Linked DNA regions of Homo sapiens: region 2 is linked to region 1. Evidence: chromatin contacts called from ENCODE Hi-C or POLR2A ChIA-PET data. All regions are on one chromosome and are shown on one strand. The core of a region is the stretch at or near the end of the contact, and the rest is flanking DNA. Distances in the headings are between cores, read along the strand shown. Region 1 has its middle 57 kb from the start of LINC01991. Region 2 has its middle 30 kb from the start of LPP-AS2.

Region 1 (7,417 bases), core at 2,332-4,831:
GAGGGAGGAGTTTACAGTAAATTAATTTGGAAGTTAAGTGAGTACAAGTTTATCTTTAAAAGTATGTAAGAGACAGAACTAGGGATGAATCAAGCTTCAAAACATAAGCAAAGTAAAGGACGAAGCTAGGAATTTAAACCTGTCTTGGTGACTTTTTAAAAAGTTACTCTTGCAGATGTGGGGAGTTGTGTGACTCTTTGCTATTTTTAAAAAGTTTTCATTTTGACTGAATCATGGGGACTTCATTAATCCTTTACCCTGTGAAGTGTTTTGGAGTCATAGCCAGGGCTTTTGTACAGAAGGGGACTTTGATGACCTTCAAACCGTATTGATAGGGTAAGTTCCTAGAGTCCCCGAGCAAACAGGCCATTTCTCCTCCAGCTCTCTGTTTCCTGCTGTGCAGAAACTCTGCATAAAGGTAAGAGTTGGTCTGCTAAAAAGATCCCTGGTCTTAGCCCCAGAATATTTGGGTTCTAGTATCAACTCTAACCCCTCACAGACATGAGGCTATAGTGACATTCCCTCTCTGGGCCTTAATTATCTTTTACAGAAAATGATGAAATTAGGCATATTTTCTTCGTGGTTCCTGTCAGAACTAATGCTCTATGAATTGAATTTGTTCAGACACCAAATTGGCTAGTTAAGAATTCGATTCTTTTCTTCTTTCCCCTGATGTTCTTGAGGAAAAAAATAATAACAAAATAATGACTTACTCTATACCAGGCACTATGATAATATGTTTATGCTTATTATTTCACTTGCCAACAAACTGGTATGAAGGAAGAAATGATTCAACTCAACTGCAGCAGCAGTTCCAGCGATCTGGTTGGGAGTTAATACTGATGCAGCCCAATTGTCCCCACCTCCTGCATTTCTACCTCAAATCCTTGAAAATGACAAGTCGCGATCTTAACAATGGTATTAGGTGCTAATAGATCCTGAAGTACCTTATGGATCATAAAAAAAAAAGCTTAAATCATACCCACTATCATTTTAGTGATTAGCAAAGTGTGTTGTAATTTACTTATTTTGAAACCAAGAATCAGTAAATGATATGGAGGGTAACCCAATGAACCAGAATTTTCCATTGCTCAGAATGCCCCATTTCCTAGCCATTTTGGATAAACAGGAATTTACTATGGCATTAGAATAATAATAGCCTACAAGGACTAGATTCTGGTAGCTGTAGCCTTGCCAACAGTCCAGCAATGTGTCCACTGCAGAGATCACTGTCCACTCCAGCCGGGTATCACCAGGGCCCAATCAGACTCCTTTTCAGAAATCATGGGCGGTGTTTCCATGGAGCTCTGCCCGAAAAGAGGTGATCTAAATCTTGCATGAGAGATGTACATCAACAGGGAGCTTTGCCTAGAACACTGTGACCTAAAAAATCATATTAAGGAACTCAGAATGCAGAGTCAGTTTCACAGACACCAAGTGACCTTGTGCAAGGCACCTCACGTATTGCCTCGCCTTCTTGACACCCCCTAATGAATGGTGACAGCGACACGCCCCAGCCGGCTGGGGCAGGCATTCTGATTTTCACTGCTCTGTTTCTTTTTCTTTCTCTCTCTCTCTCTGTTTTTTTGTTTTCGTTTTTTTTTTTTTTTTTTTTTTTTTTTTTTTTTTTTTTTAAGGCAGCCTGCTCCTTATATTAATCATCTTGCTGTTTGTTTAGTTCTGGGAAGGCAAGCACTGATTCACAAAGGAAAATCTCGCCTAGTGGTCAGATTGAATAGTATCTTTGCTACATTTCGGTTTGAAGATACCACCCAATTTATTTTTGATATTTCTTATATAAGGTTGCACATGATACATTTCTTGTGGAGTTTAGGGCTAGAAAGGGCTGGGTCCCCCTTGATCCATAGCTATTCTTCCTTTACTAGAGGAAGAGGGCTGTGAAATGCAATGCATGTTCCTTTCTTGTCTAAGCTGCTGGGAAGCTCAAAATCACATCATATGCTTGATTAAAATTATTCTTATTCTGTGTTTTTTTCTTCGAGCTGTCCTTTCATGACAAGGTCTTAATCTTTCATCTGTGTTTTAATGATCCTGTAATTTCTGTGACTAACAGTATATGTTACTTCAAATCCTTTTTTAAAGTAAGTGGCATGCAAATAAATCAATAATGCGGACAACTATGTTTTATAAAAACTTTGCAGATAAGAAAATCGGAAAGATTAAACCTTATTCTATGATGAAGTCTGAAATTTCATTTCTAACACAAATTAATCATTAATATTTAAAAGCTTATACATAGTAATAGCTATGAACCTTTGCATATCCCTTACCATTTATAAGGCAAACGCTTTCACATATGTGATCTCATTTTGTAATTAGCATTCACACTTTACAGATGAGGAAAGTGAGGCTTAGTGAGATTAAGTTAGTAAACTCAGATCTTCTGACCCTAGGCCAAGTCTCGAGTTGTTCTCCCCACCCCGCCCCCAACATCACTTTGCCTCTCATTGTCTTCTCATTTAAATCAGCATTCTTCTCACTACCTCTAGACAAACGCTTTGTTTTTTTAATGTGTCCATCAGAATTAAGCAAAAAAGCCATTTCAAGTGTTTATTTCTCTTACTGGGAGGGTATGCAAAAAGTTTGGAAACCACTGATTTAAGGTCTAAAGGGTCAAGCTTGAAGCTTGGAGTGGTCACTTCTAGAAGATCTGAACTCCCTGTCATCCTGGGGTTCCCTGTGTCAGTTTAATGGGGCAGGGGGAGACATCCAGTCTCTAACATACTTTTCTTTTCTAAATAAATGTAATGCCTAAGTGACACACAGATACCTGTAATACCTGTTGACACCAAATCAACAGATTGCTGGGAGAGTCAAGGAGAAGAAAGTTTCGTTACTCCCTAGGGCTTGTTGGTGAGAAAACACATGTGAGTCTTTAAATTGAAAGTGTCAGAGACGTGTTGTTCCACCAAGGGAGGAGTGGGGGGCAGTTGGCCAGCTTACTTTAACACGACTCTGAAGATAAGTGCTTGGTAAGCACTGTATTTGTATTTTTGCTTTTTGCCACTTCAGGCAACCTACCTACTGCCAATTACAAGTTGAAAAGCTTTGGAGATAGTTTGTATAGAAGGTCCTCTGCCTACAGAAACTTCTGGGAGGCTGAGTACCCTAAAAGAGATGTGCATCCGATGAGGTTGTGTCTGATTCTCCTCCAGGTTTGGACAGACCCAATTCTAGTTTCCCATTAGGGCCCAGATCCTGCCCACAGTCTGGGGGCTAGAGAGGCTAATCTCAAAGGGCTAGAAATGAGTCAGTTTCCACGCTCAACATCAGGCGTGTGGCTTCCTGAAGCACAGACGAGGAAGCGTTGAATTTCAAAGAGCAAATTTTTTTTTTCTTTGCATACCATATCCGGAACTGAAACCACCAATTCATTTCACTTAAGATTTTGCACTATACTCAGATCATCAATAACATCCCAGAGATAAGATACCAAGATTTTCTCAATGCAGACATTCTGTCTTCCTCTCTTTCTGTCTTTTGGTGATGACTGTTATTGAATTCTTCTTCTTTTTCTTCTTCTTTTTGAGTCCTAACAACACAAAATTCGGAAGCCTTTGTTTTTTTCATAGGTGTCTGTGAGTACTAGAAGTCAAATGTCCAAAAATCTGCTGAGACTTTCACCTTGCTCATAACTTTCTGCTTTCCCTTGCTAGTCAGGTGTGTGTAAGATCACAGATCCAGCATTCCACTCAAGGGGGTAACTAGATTTGCTGAGGGCTCGCTGAGGTAACCAGTCACCTCACTAAACAGTGAAAGTGGTTGAAAGATGGAGTCTGTGGCAGATTCATGCAAACTACCCTCACAATGAGAAAAGCAATGGAAAATACTCACATCCTCCTGATGCTGCTGTAACATCAATATGTTAGGAGGAAGGAAGATTCCTACATATCACAGTGCAATTTATAAACCACTTTCACATTCGTTCTGTCTTGATTCTTACCGGAACTTTTGAGATCAGCCACACAAGCATTATTCTTCCCATTTTAGAGATGGGGGCACACAACACTAACAAAAGTAGAAAGATGGACCTAAGCAGTGACAGTGACAGAGCCAGAGGCCTCCGATTAGACCCCAGCTTTATTGATTCTAAGTCCAGTATTCTTGTAACTGCTGTCTAACCTTATGTATAATATAATATTACATCATAATCCATGACCTAATGTTACACAGTCATTTGTTGACATTTTAAAATTTCAAGTTCTTGCAGGTCAGAGTTAATGGTTGTTGGTCATTACTTTGGTATAACCCTTGCAGGCCTCTGCTTAGTTTATTCAAAAAGTGGGGGAATGGCATTAAATTCTGTGTTGCTTTCAGTTCTAACATTTTGTGAGTCTATGTGTCATCCTTGGAATTGCCCAAAAGTGTTACCACAGTGTTCACCACGGAGCATCAGTTCCCAGGATGACAGTAGTTTTAGGTAAAAATTGACACCACCATCAAATAAGTTTTTAAAAAGAAGGATTGGCCAGGTGCGGTGGGTCATGCCTGTAATCCCAGCACTTTGGGAGGCAGAGGCAGGTGGATCACGAGGTCAAGAAATCGAGAGCATCCTGGCCAACATGGTGAAACCCCCGTCTCTACTAAAAATACAAAAAAATTAGCTGGGTGTGGTGGGGCACACCTATAGTCCCAGCTACTCGGGAGGCTGAGGCATGAGAATTGCTTGAACCTGGGAAGCGGAGGTTGCAGTTAGCCAAGATCATGCCACTGCACTCCAGCCTGGTGACAGAGCGAGACTCCGTCTCAAAAAAAAAAAAAAAAAAAAAAGCAGGATTATTCCAAATGAAACAGGTTGCTTTGCTACAGCCCTTCTCAGAGCCTTTGAATGTAAATCTACAGGGAGGAAATATGGATACACAACATTCCTCTTTACTTGGCCCTAGAACACGGATCTTATGAGATTAGTACTCCATGGAGTTCATTTTAATAAACAGTGGACATTCTCTAATGATCCCATTGGTCTCTCAAAGCAGCAGCACACATTTCAAGAGAAATTTTGCACCATTCCAGCACCACAAACCCCACGCCACACCGTGCCAATGCCGCACACACCAAGTCATGCGGTGTAGTCCTCCAACCCAGGGCCACCTGAAGTTGAGCAATTCCAGCTGCACAATCTGGATCACATCACTTCAGCCACAGAAGCTTTTGTGTTTAAAAAAAATCCCCACAATCTGTCTGAAAGCAAGGACTTCCACATGTTGCCTGAATACAGGACTAGAGACAGCGCCTTTCATTGCCTTGGAAGTTTATTGCCCTTTCATTTCCCTGAGTGCAGAATCCCATCATTCTCCCGATTATGAGAGGAGAGAAGAGAGGCTGCCCAAGGTTTTTGCATCCTGCCTCTTGTCATTCTGTCTCCCCTGGCTTTTCTAGTATCTTTCCTCTTTAGAGAAAGGAATTCTAGACTCTCAGACTCTTAGGAGTGTGGAAAACCAAAGGGGAGATTTCTCCAATCTGCAGCCACTCTTAACTTGACTCTTCCCCTTTGGCCTCCCTTCCAGAGCCTCTGTTGAACAGCTTCTGTGGGGCGGTGCTCACTCCATCCAGAGGCAGCCTGGCTCCATGTTTTCACACTTCAGATTATTCAAAAGTTCTGAACCACACTCTGTCTTGTGGGAACTTCCTACTATGGGCTCCAAACAAGTTTGATCCTGCTGATCCTGCTTCCACACGTGTAAAATGTGTCTTCCCCAATCTCACAGGCGACTCTACTTGTCTCAAATTCATATCTTAAAGGTCCCATAAGCAGTATGTACTTCCATTTTTGAGCCCAAAATATCTTCTGGCTGAATTAACTTTCAGTCATCTCTTCCAATCTCCATGGTTCTAGGGGGCAAGTCTTTGTGGTGACAAAGATATTATTAACCTCTTTAACTGGGAACCCTCTCCTCAGAGTTTAGACTTCCTACCCTGGGGTTAGATCAACAAATGCCGTAGAGAAAGTTAGTGTTTCTACTTTTGACCTCAGCTACAACTTGTGCTTAGCTGAAGATTGCTAACTATTTAATAGACTAAGACAAATTATCTTTAGTTCTAGAATGATATGAAACTTCCTAGGACTAAATTATGCAAAGGAAATTTCAGCTAAAATAAGGCATATAGGCAAACAGACATTTTAAATGGCCTTGGGAATTCTGTTTTATTTGCAAGAAGAAAATAATTCTTATTTTCCCCTTGACTTGAGTAGATGTTCTGCAGTCTTTGTCAGCCATCTAGTTGGTGCTTTAAAGTATTTTTCTTTGTCTGTTTGGGTTTTTTGAGTTTTAGAGACATAGTCTTACTCTGTCACCCAGGCTGGAGTGCACTGGCACAATCAGAGCTCACTGCAGCTTCGAACTCCTGAGCTCAAGCCATCCTTCCACCTCAGCCTCCCAAATAGTAGCTGCTGGAACTACAGCTATGTGCCACAATGCCTGGCTTTTTTTTTTTTTTTTTTTTTTTTTGGTAGAGATGGAGTCTCACTTTGTTGCCCAGGCTGGTCTCAACCTCTTCATGGCTTCGAGTGGTGCTCCTGCCTCAGCCTTTCAAAGTTCAGGGACTACAGGCATAAGCCACTGTGCCTGGCCAGTGATTTAAGATTTTACATGAATATTTTACTTTCCTTATTATTTATTCCCATAATAATCCTTTCAGATCATATATTATTGTATCATGTCATTACGCTTTGATTATTTTATGAACACATTGGTGCTTCTGAAGAAGTTCTTATAGGTTCAAGTCTTTTTTCCTACTGTTGGAATCCTGAACTGTGATGCAGGAGTTCTGGGTTCTAACACCTGTGTGACCGTAAGCAAGTCCCTTTCTCTTTTGGCCTTCAGTTTCTACATCTATAAAATGAAAGAGTTATGTGGTGAACTAGATGATCTCTGAGAAACCTAATTCTGGCCAGCCTCTAGCAATTGCTTGTCCTTATTCACAAAATAAACAGAAAGATGGAAAACAGGGCTGGATTCAGGAGGGCAAACTTTTCCCTACTAATTGCCATACTCATTGTGTGTGGGAAATAAGATCTCATTATCTTTACATCTAAAAAGACAACATGCCCACAGCCATTAACTACACTCGACACAGTGACAATTATTTTTTACTGTAGCAACTCTGCTTGGTTCAAGTAAAGAAAAATTTGAGAGAAAGTTCAAGTCCTGAAACTGCTAATGCCTTCCTGTGATGGTATGTGGGATGCTGTGGGGGTAGGGAACAATAAGCCAGACAGTTCATCTTAGGGGTAACCTCTTTGGTTTATGTAAAATGTATGACTCAAAGCAAATTCATTCTTGTAGGCTGCCATGCCTGAAAGAGGATGAAGCCTCTCTGAAAAGCTATTGGCCCCTTCATACACTTAATCAGCTACATCTCTATGTTCTATGTTGCGATGTCTAATTTCCAGAGG
Region 2 (7,417 bases), core at 1,604-4,103, 200 kb after region 1:
AAATGCTGGGCCTTGCAGAGATAAGAATTTCCTAACAAATGAGGGTGTTAGTCAGACTTAAGAGGGATTTTGCACTGTCTTTGGGTATAGACTTTCACAAAGAAAGTTGTGTTCTGAGACGGGCAAAAAAGCTGAAAGAGAGTAAGTCATCCTCGCATTGCGGCTATATGCACAAGCTCTTAGAGGGTGGACATTCGTTCTTCAGTTGATGAATACTTGCAGCCCTGAGTTGGAGAATTCAGGAGGAAAGGAAGGAAGATGAGAAAAAAGGAAAGGAGAGAGCAAAAGTGGAAGGGAGGAAAGAAGGAGAAGAAAATTGCTAAACACTGTTTATCCCCTCACCTCATTAAAAAATTCACTACTATAAAGTTACATTCTATTTTCCACCCATAATACTAACTCTGGGCTCAAGCGCACAAATACACACATGAAAATAATTCAGGGAGGAATTAGCATGTAGAATTACCTGGAATAATGTTTAGTGTGTTCGTTTAGCGGTGTGAGTTGCAGCTTATAAAACACCTCTGTTATGCTGCGTGCTTGGAGGATTCTTTGCATCCACAGTCACAGCAGTGCTGCACACTCTCTTGAGGCCAGGCTCACAGAGAAGGTGGCACTGTGGCATAGAGGGACAGATTTGGCCCCCTGTGAGCTCAGCTCCAGCCTCCCTGCATCCCAAAGCAGAGGGTATTTTCCCTAGTGGAAGAGACAGAAGGAACAGGTCCTCAGTGGAAAAGAGGAGATGAAACGTGTCAGCAGTAGGAACATCACACTGAGAGACAAGGGACGGGGCTACAGTCTTGGCCATGCCATCTCTCATTTAGTGATCTTAGTTAATCACTCCTTTTCTCAGGAAAATGAAGGGGTGTGGCCAGATGGGGCATGGCCTGAGGTTCTCTTGTAACTCTATTTGTTTTTTGTTTGTTTGTTTTTTTGAGACAGTCTTGCTCTATTGCCCAGGCTGGAGTGCAGTGGCACGATCTCAGCTCACTGCAACCTCCGCCTCCTGGGTTCAAGCAATTCTCATGCCTCAGCCTCCCACAAGTAGCTGGGATTACAGGCATGTTCCACCACATCTGACTATGTTTTTTATTTTTAGTAGAGATGGGGTTTCACCATGTTGGCCAGGCTGGTCAAGAACTCCTGGCCTCAAGTTATCCTCCCACCTTGGCATCCCAAAGTTCTGGGATTACAGGTGCGAGCCACTGTGCCTGGCCTCTAACTCTAATTTTTAATGGTGTTTATAATTTAAGTCACAGATTTAACTGTCTGTTTCCCTGTCTATAATGTGGCCAGGTTGGGCCAAATGACCTCTAAGTGGTCTTTGAGTTGGCTCTAAGCTCTAGAAATCTGTAATTCTACGACTAAATCAAGGCTCACTAAACACATGTAAAAGGAGAAAGGCTGCGGTTCCCCAAAGCATACAGGATATCAGGTTGCTCCCAATGTGCTAGCTAAGGCTAAAGTATGAGGTTCTCCAGTGCAGGTCACAGGGCAAACAGGTGAAGCTCTCAGTCACTTGGGTGCAGAGTGGCAGCTTCCCACACCTGAGGCCATTCTATCCCACTACTCCTGCCTTCAGCCCTGCTGTTTCAGCAGCCCTAATCATCAGAAGGTTGCATGGGCCCAGGTTGCACAACTCAGGGTCCCTTCTAAGACCTCTGAAGTCACCCACCCCAAATTCTTCCCCATCCATTCCTAGTACATAGTTTTCCAAAATCTCCCTATAGGTAGCCTGTTTCATCTTTCGGGGACTTTGATGATTAAGAAATATTTTGGGTCAAGGTGTGGGCCAAGGTATGTCTCCCTGTAACTTTTACCATTGGTCAAGTTCTGTCCTCTGAGGCCTCCTGTGACAAGTCTGCCCTCTCTTCCCTGTGGAAACCCACCAGGCCTTCGGTGACAACAGGCAAGGCCTTATGAAGTCTTCTTCTGGGTAAGGAACTCTGTTTTTTCTGATGGCATGGTTTTCGGCTATCTTACTCTCCTGGCCTGTAAATTCTCCACATTGCCAAACACGACATGAGACTTGGGGGATAAAAGATGTAGGTTTGAGTAGTGTGTCCACCAATGGGCTCTATTGCATAACACAGCTAAATTGAAGTTTTTATTTAGGGCGGATAAAATGTTGAATATAAACTTATAAATAATGAAGTGCTGCATAAAGGATTGTTATTACTACTACAGCTACTCTATATTGCTACTAAAAATAACAATTACCCCTACTAAATCAAGAACACAATGCAGCTGTCTTCTGAAACTACAGAATAGGAAAGAGAGCTGTCTTTTGCTTCGTCATTATATTCCTATGCCTTCAGCCTAACACCACTGTCGCTGTTTTGGTAAGCTGTATCTCAGAGTTGGCTCAGCCAGAGCTTACAGGCAACCAAATATTGAAGCTGCAGTTGTATTACACATGCTGCTGTCGGCCTAGGTTTTCCCAGTTCTTGTTATTGTAAAGTTAAGGGATTTACATTTGTCTCTGACATTTCATCATGTTTGTTTCACCCTGTTCAGATACTTTTGGACTATGATTCAGCCATGAAAAACAGTGCTTTCCAATTTTGGCTTCATGTCAGAATCATCTTGGAAAATTTTCTTAGCATAAATATTCCTCCTGAACCCTAGTCTCAAGATTTTAATTAATTTATTGTAGGGTGGGACTCAGGAAGCCATACCTAAAACAAGCATTTTAGGTGGTTCTTATCAGTGAAAGCATGAGGTTCCATCAGCCTGCATTTGGAAATCCAGCGTATACCACAGCCTACTCTGCTCAGTGTCACCTGAGCACTGGATAAACATGGCTTTTCTTTTAGGAAATCTTCTAAAGGGTAAGAAAATATCTACATCAAAGGTCAGGTGAAGACTGTCACAATGTTTGCATTCTGTTAATGTTGTACTTTCACAAGTCATTTCCTTCCTCATTCTCTAAAACAACGTAGATACAGCAACCTACAGATGAGCAGGACATAGACACAATGCTCCCATATGCCACTTTCTTTCCCACCAGGCAAGGTCGTGCCTTCTCATATCAGAAGTGTGCAATCCGGCCAAAAAGAGCATCCAGACTTAGAGTCCAGAGAAATTGACTGAGTAGGCATGTAAGTTGAAACCAATTTACCATTCCCTATTTTACCAACATTTCATCATTTCATTTTACTGGGAAGCCCCAGAGAGGTGCATTTACTTGCCAAGTTCACACAGTTTCGTCTAAAGTGATACGGGAAGATTCTTTCTGGACTTGAAGGAGCCCTATGTCTTCTTTACTGACTTTGATGATTCATTCATTCAGCACACACATACAGAGAATTCTCTGTGTACTAGGGAAGCATTATGTGTGGGATGGAGTAGAAAGAAATGAGACATAGTCCTTTTTCCTTTATCTCATTCTTGAAGTCCAGTAAGACAAGACCTATACAAAAATAACTGCCCAAGGTGGGCAAGAATGAATGCCATAAAAGGTCAAGAAAAGGAAGAATCACATTTTCTTCCTTCTAAGGAAAAGAGTTCTTTTGATCTTTCAGTTAAAAAAAAACAAAACACTAATTTCTCATTAAAAAATATGCTGCATTAAATCCATAATTATGTCCATGTGATCCCTTCAATGTCATCTCCTACATGGTACAGACCCTGCCATTTTTTAAATTATTTCAATAACACTTAGCATAATACAATGCACACCAAGGACTCACCTCTACCTTCAGTCTAAATCTTTTTATTCTTAAGTCCTGGGCATTAGCACAATTTTGTTACTAAAGACCTTTGAAAATGTCTTAGCTCTGTGACTACTGAATTTCTTCATATGGATCTACTTTAAAAGGCTTTCCCCACATTACTAAGGCTGTGGTCTAGTTCTTATATACCACTTGAACAAGAGCCTTCTTGTTACATAAATCCAGAGATCATTCCTCTAAGCCCCTGACTCATTGTTCTCACAGCTAGGCATTTCTGAAAACAAGATGCCATTTTGTTTCTAGGGTCAGAGCTCAAATCTTTATTGCCTCTGGTGAGATGATATTCTGTTCGCTTTCCTCCATTTAAGTATATAACATACCCTAAAGTATGTGCTAATTAATACATCTGTTTGTCTTACAAAGCAGTCGAAAAGCATGTATTTAAACTGTGATTCACATTTTCCCTTTCAGCCCGTCTGCAGATTTTTGTGCATGAGGAGCCTGATTACATTACTATTTTAAAAAGCCAATTAAAAAGTTCACTAAGTGACACTGGTGTGTTTTAGTGCAGGTAATAGAAGCATAAAGCTCTATGTGGCATTAACAAGCTGAAAGATACAACTGGATTTGATGGCAGAATTCATTTCTTCATCTTTCCAAAACAGTCTTCTGGAAAACAACTATGTATCTGTCCCAGAGGCAGGCCATGGGCACGTAGTCTGCACAGGCACTTTTAGGTTACAAAACAGTGAGCCATCTGTGGATGCACTCAGAGGGTTCACTGGCAAAGTCTTTATGGCTACTCCTTTAGAAAAAGAAGGGCTGGGTTGGGCGTGGTGGCTCATGCCTGTAATCCCAGCATGTTGGGAGGCTGAGGTGGACAGATCACAAGGTCAGGAGATCGAGACCATCCTGGCCAACATGGTGAAATCCCGTCTCTACTAAAATACAAAAAATTATCCAGGTGTGGCGGTGTGCGCCTGTAGTCCCAGCTCCTCAGGAGCTGAGGCAGGGGAATCACTTGAACCCAGGAGGCAGAAATTGCAGTGAGCTGAGATTGTGCCACTGCACTCCAGCCTGGTGACAGAGCAAGACTCCTGACCTGTACATTTGCCCAGTCTGAAACACATGACCTGAGGTTGGCCAATCCTGTACTTCCTCCTAGGACTTTGATTCTTTAGAAAATGAGGTGCAGATGGAGGAAACATTTGCAGTTAAAGCAGATCAGAGCACTAACACATGGGCCAGATTGTTCCTGATACATGACATTGACTATAGATCCTGTCTCCTACCCCAGCTCATGCTTTTAGTCTCCTAAGTCCGTTCTAAGATCATCACTTCACTATACAGATGCTCCTTGACTTACAATGGGTTTACATCCTGATAAACCCATCATAAGTTGAAAATGTCCTATGTCAAAAATGCATTTAATACATCAAACCCACCGAACATCTCAGGATAGTCTAGCCTACCTTAAGCACACTGATTACACTGACATCAGCATACAGTTTGGCAAAATCATCTGGCAACACTGCACACCATAAAGTATGAGTTTTTTTAGCTTCGTGATTGGGTGGCTGACTGGGAGCTGGGGCTGGTTGCCTCTGCTCAGCATCGCAAGTGTATCCTAACACTTTCTACTGAATGTATATCACTTTTGTATCATTTTAAGTCAAAAAATTGTAAGTCAAGCCATAATTAAGTCCCTTTTCACATGAGATAACCACAGTCTGTTCCTGTTGCTTGTGGCCAACAATCCTGATTGGTTCTAAAAAAAAGATGATTCCTCTATTAGAAAGCTTGGCTCATGCCTGTAATCCCAGCACTTTGGGAGGCAGAGGTGGGCAGATCACATGAGGTCAGGAGTTTGAGACCAGCCTGGCCAACATGGTAAAACCCTGTCTGTACTCAAAATACAAAAAATAGCCAGGCATGGTGGCGCAGGCCTGTAGTCCCAGCTACTAGGAAGGCTGAGGCAGTAGAATAGCTTGAACCTGGGAGGTGGAGGTTGCAGTCAGCCGAGATCACACCTCTGCACTCCAGCCTGGGTGACAGAATGAGACTCCGTCTCGGAAAGAAAAAAAAAAAAAAGAAAAACATCCTTTACTCACTTATGGAGAGACAACTATCTTGATATAACTTTCTAACTACTTGCTGTCTGAAAATGAAACAGGTTGCTGCACACAAGCAATAAATTCCTGGTTGCTTGAAAAGTTTAAATAAAGAAGGAACAACCATTTGAGAGGAATGCTCTGGAAGGGATTCCTGGACTTGGCAGGAGAATAGACCAGAATCTAATCAAAAGGTTTAGTAAAAATGCTTTCCAAGTGCTAGATACCAATGGTCTTTGTCCAGCTACCCTCTCAGATGGCTGTGAATCACTGAAGACTCAGACTAAGCACCAGTTGGACGGGCTGAGATCAGCCTCTGTCTTTGGTCTTCTTGAGACTCAGTTCTTAAATCTAAACCAATTATCTGATTGTGAGAGACAGCAAGCCCCATTCTCAGTGGTGGGTGACCCATCTCCCCGTAGCCATTTTTGTCCAATTTTAGATGTTTTCCAATTGGTTCTTTGCACATTGTCAAGCAATACCTTTCTGCATAAAGAGCAAGATATATTTCATTCCTGGGGTTGGAATCTTGAATCAGTTAATCCACAAAGTAGCTAATTTACAGACACGTAGTCCCCAAGATAGACTAGACTAGTCCAACATGATGTATGAGGTAGAAAGAGAGTCCAAAAGACACATTTTCTTATCCAGCTCTAAAGGACTGAAGTCTGTTAATCAACGAATAAAGTTATATGGCCATGCAAGGGGCACCTTATTAGTTTCTTTAGCCTTCTGTAAGCCCAACTGCTTCCTTTTAGAGCTGAGAAACCAGAGGCCTGGAAAGACTGTGTGTTGACCGACCTCACACTCTGAGTTGGGGTGTGCACAAGAATGAAATCTTGTGACGCTGAGCTCTTTCCAGCTGTCTCCTATCACATTCCCTGTCACCTCCAGCCCCACCTGGCAGGCTGCTATCTTTTCAGCAAAGGCTGAGCGAGGCTCTGCTCGCACCCCCTGTGAGAGGTGTCTGTGATGCTCATGTGTGGGGGAAGCTCTTACAGCAGTTTCTGCTTATGCCAAAAACACCCTGGGAATAAATAAACGTCCCCGTTCCAACACCTTCTTCTCGTACCAAGTATGCACGTGAAAAAAAGAAAAGAAAAAGATTAAAAATAAAACTCACAGAGACAGGAATTCTCTGCTATTGAGAGAAATTCCTTAACACACATTACTCAGGTAATGATTTCTTTGACTCCATGGAAAATTTTTAGAGCTAGAAATAGGGCCTAAGAAAGCAAGTGATCCAAATCCTTTTATTTACAAGTGGGCAAACTGGACATCAGAGTGAAGTGAGTTTGGTCAACCCAGTGAATTTTTTGCTGAATCAGAACACTGTTTCTTTTACAGGGGCTTTCTTGAGGTGGTGAGGGTTTGCATGAATGACATAGATTAAGTGACTAAAGAATACTAATGCATCATTCTTTTGAATTCCAGTAAAGAAAATGAGCTGCTTTCATTAAAGCCTTTCTTTGAGGTCGCTGGGTGAAAGGTGGGGGCTTAGGCCAGGTGTGGTAGCTCACGCCTGTAATCCCAGCACTTTGGGAGGCCGAGGCAGGTGGATCACTTGGGGTCAGGAGTTCAAGACCAGCCTGGCCAACATGGCAAAAACCCGTCTCTACCAAAAATACAAAA

Evidence for each region. A loop is a pair of places that touch in the nucleus more often than their neighbours do. ChIA-PET counts read pairs that join two places held with the same protein, here RNA polymerase II (POLR2A). Pooled maps may share reads with other maps.
Region 2: a pooled map shows a loop between it and region 1 (7-fold over the local background). The contact joins two enhancer-like sites. A Hi-C loop is called at or near these places in 8 of 50 pooled maps. POLR2A ChIA-PET finds 5 or more read pairs at or near these places in 3 of 52 experiments (AG04449, OCI-LY7 and Panc1).

The regions. Positions count from the first base shown.
Region 1 is chr3:187,915,935-187,923,351 of GRCh38, forward strand. No RefSeq gene overlaps it. Among named protein-coding and RNA genes, the nearest start is that of LINC01991, 57 kb to the right of the region's middle. RefSeq lists an enhancer at 3,324-3,503. Within about 2 kb of position 3,582, at least 7 of the 41 ENCODE cell types and tissues checked have a DNase peak (open chromatin) inside an H3K27ac peak, as active enhancers do; they include OCI-LY7, where a contact is called at or near this core.
Region 2 is chr3:188,120,463-188,127,879 of GRCh38, forward strand. No RefSeq gene overlaps it. Among named protein-coding and RNA genes, the nearest start is that of LPP-AS2, 30 kb to the right of the region's middle. Within about 2 kb of position 2,854, at least 3 of the 41 ENCODE cell types and tissues checked have a DNase peak (open chromatin) inside an H3K27ac peak, as active enhancers do; they include OCI-LY7, where a contact is called at or near this core.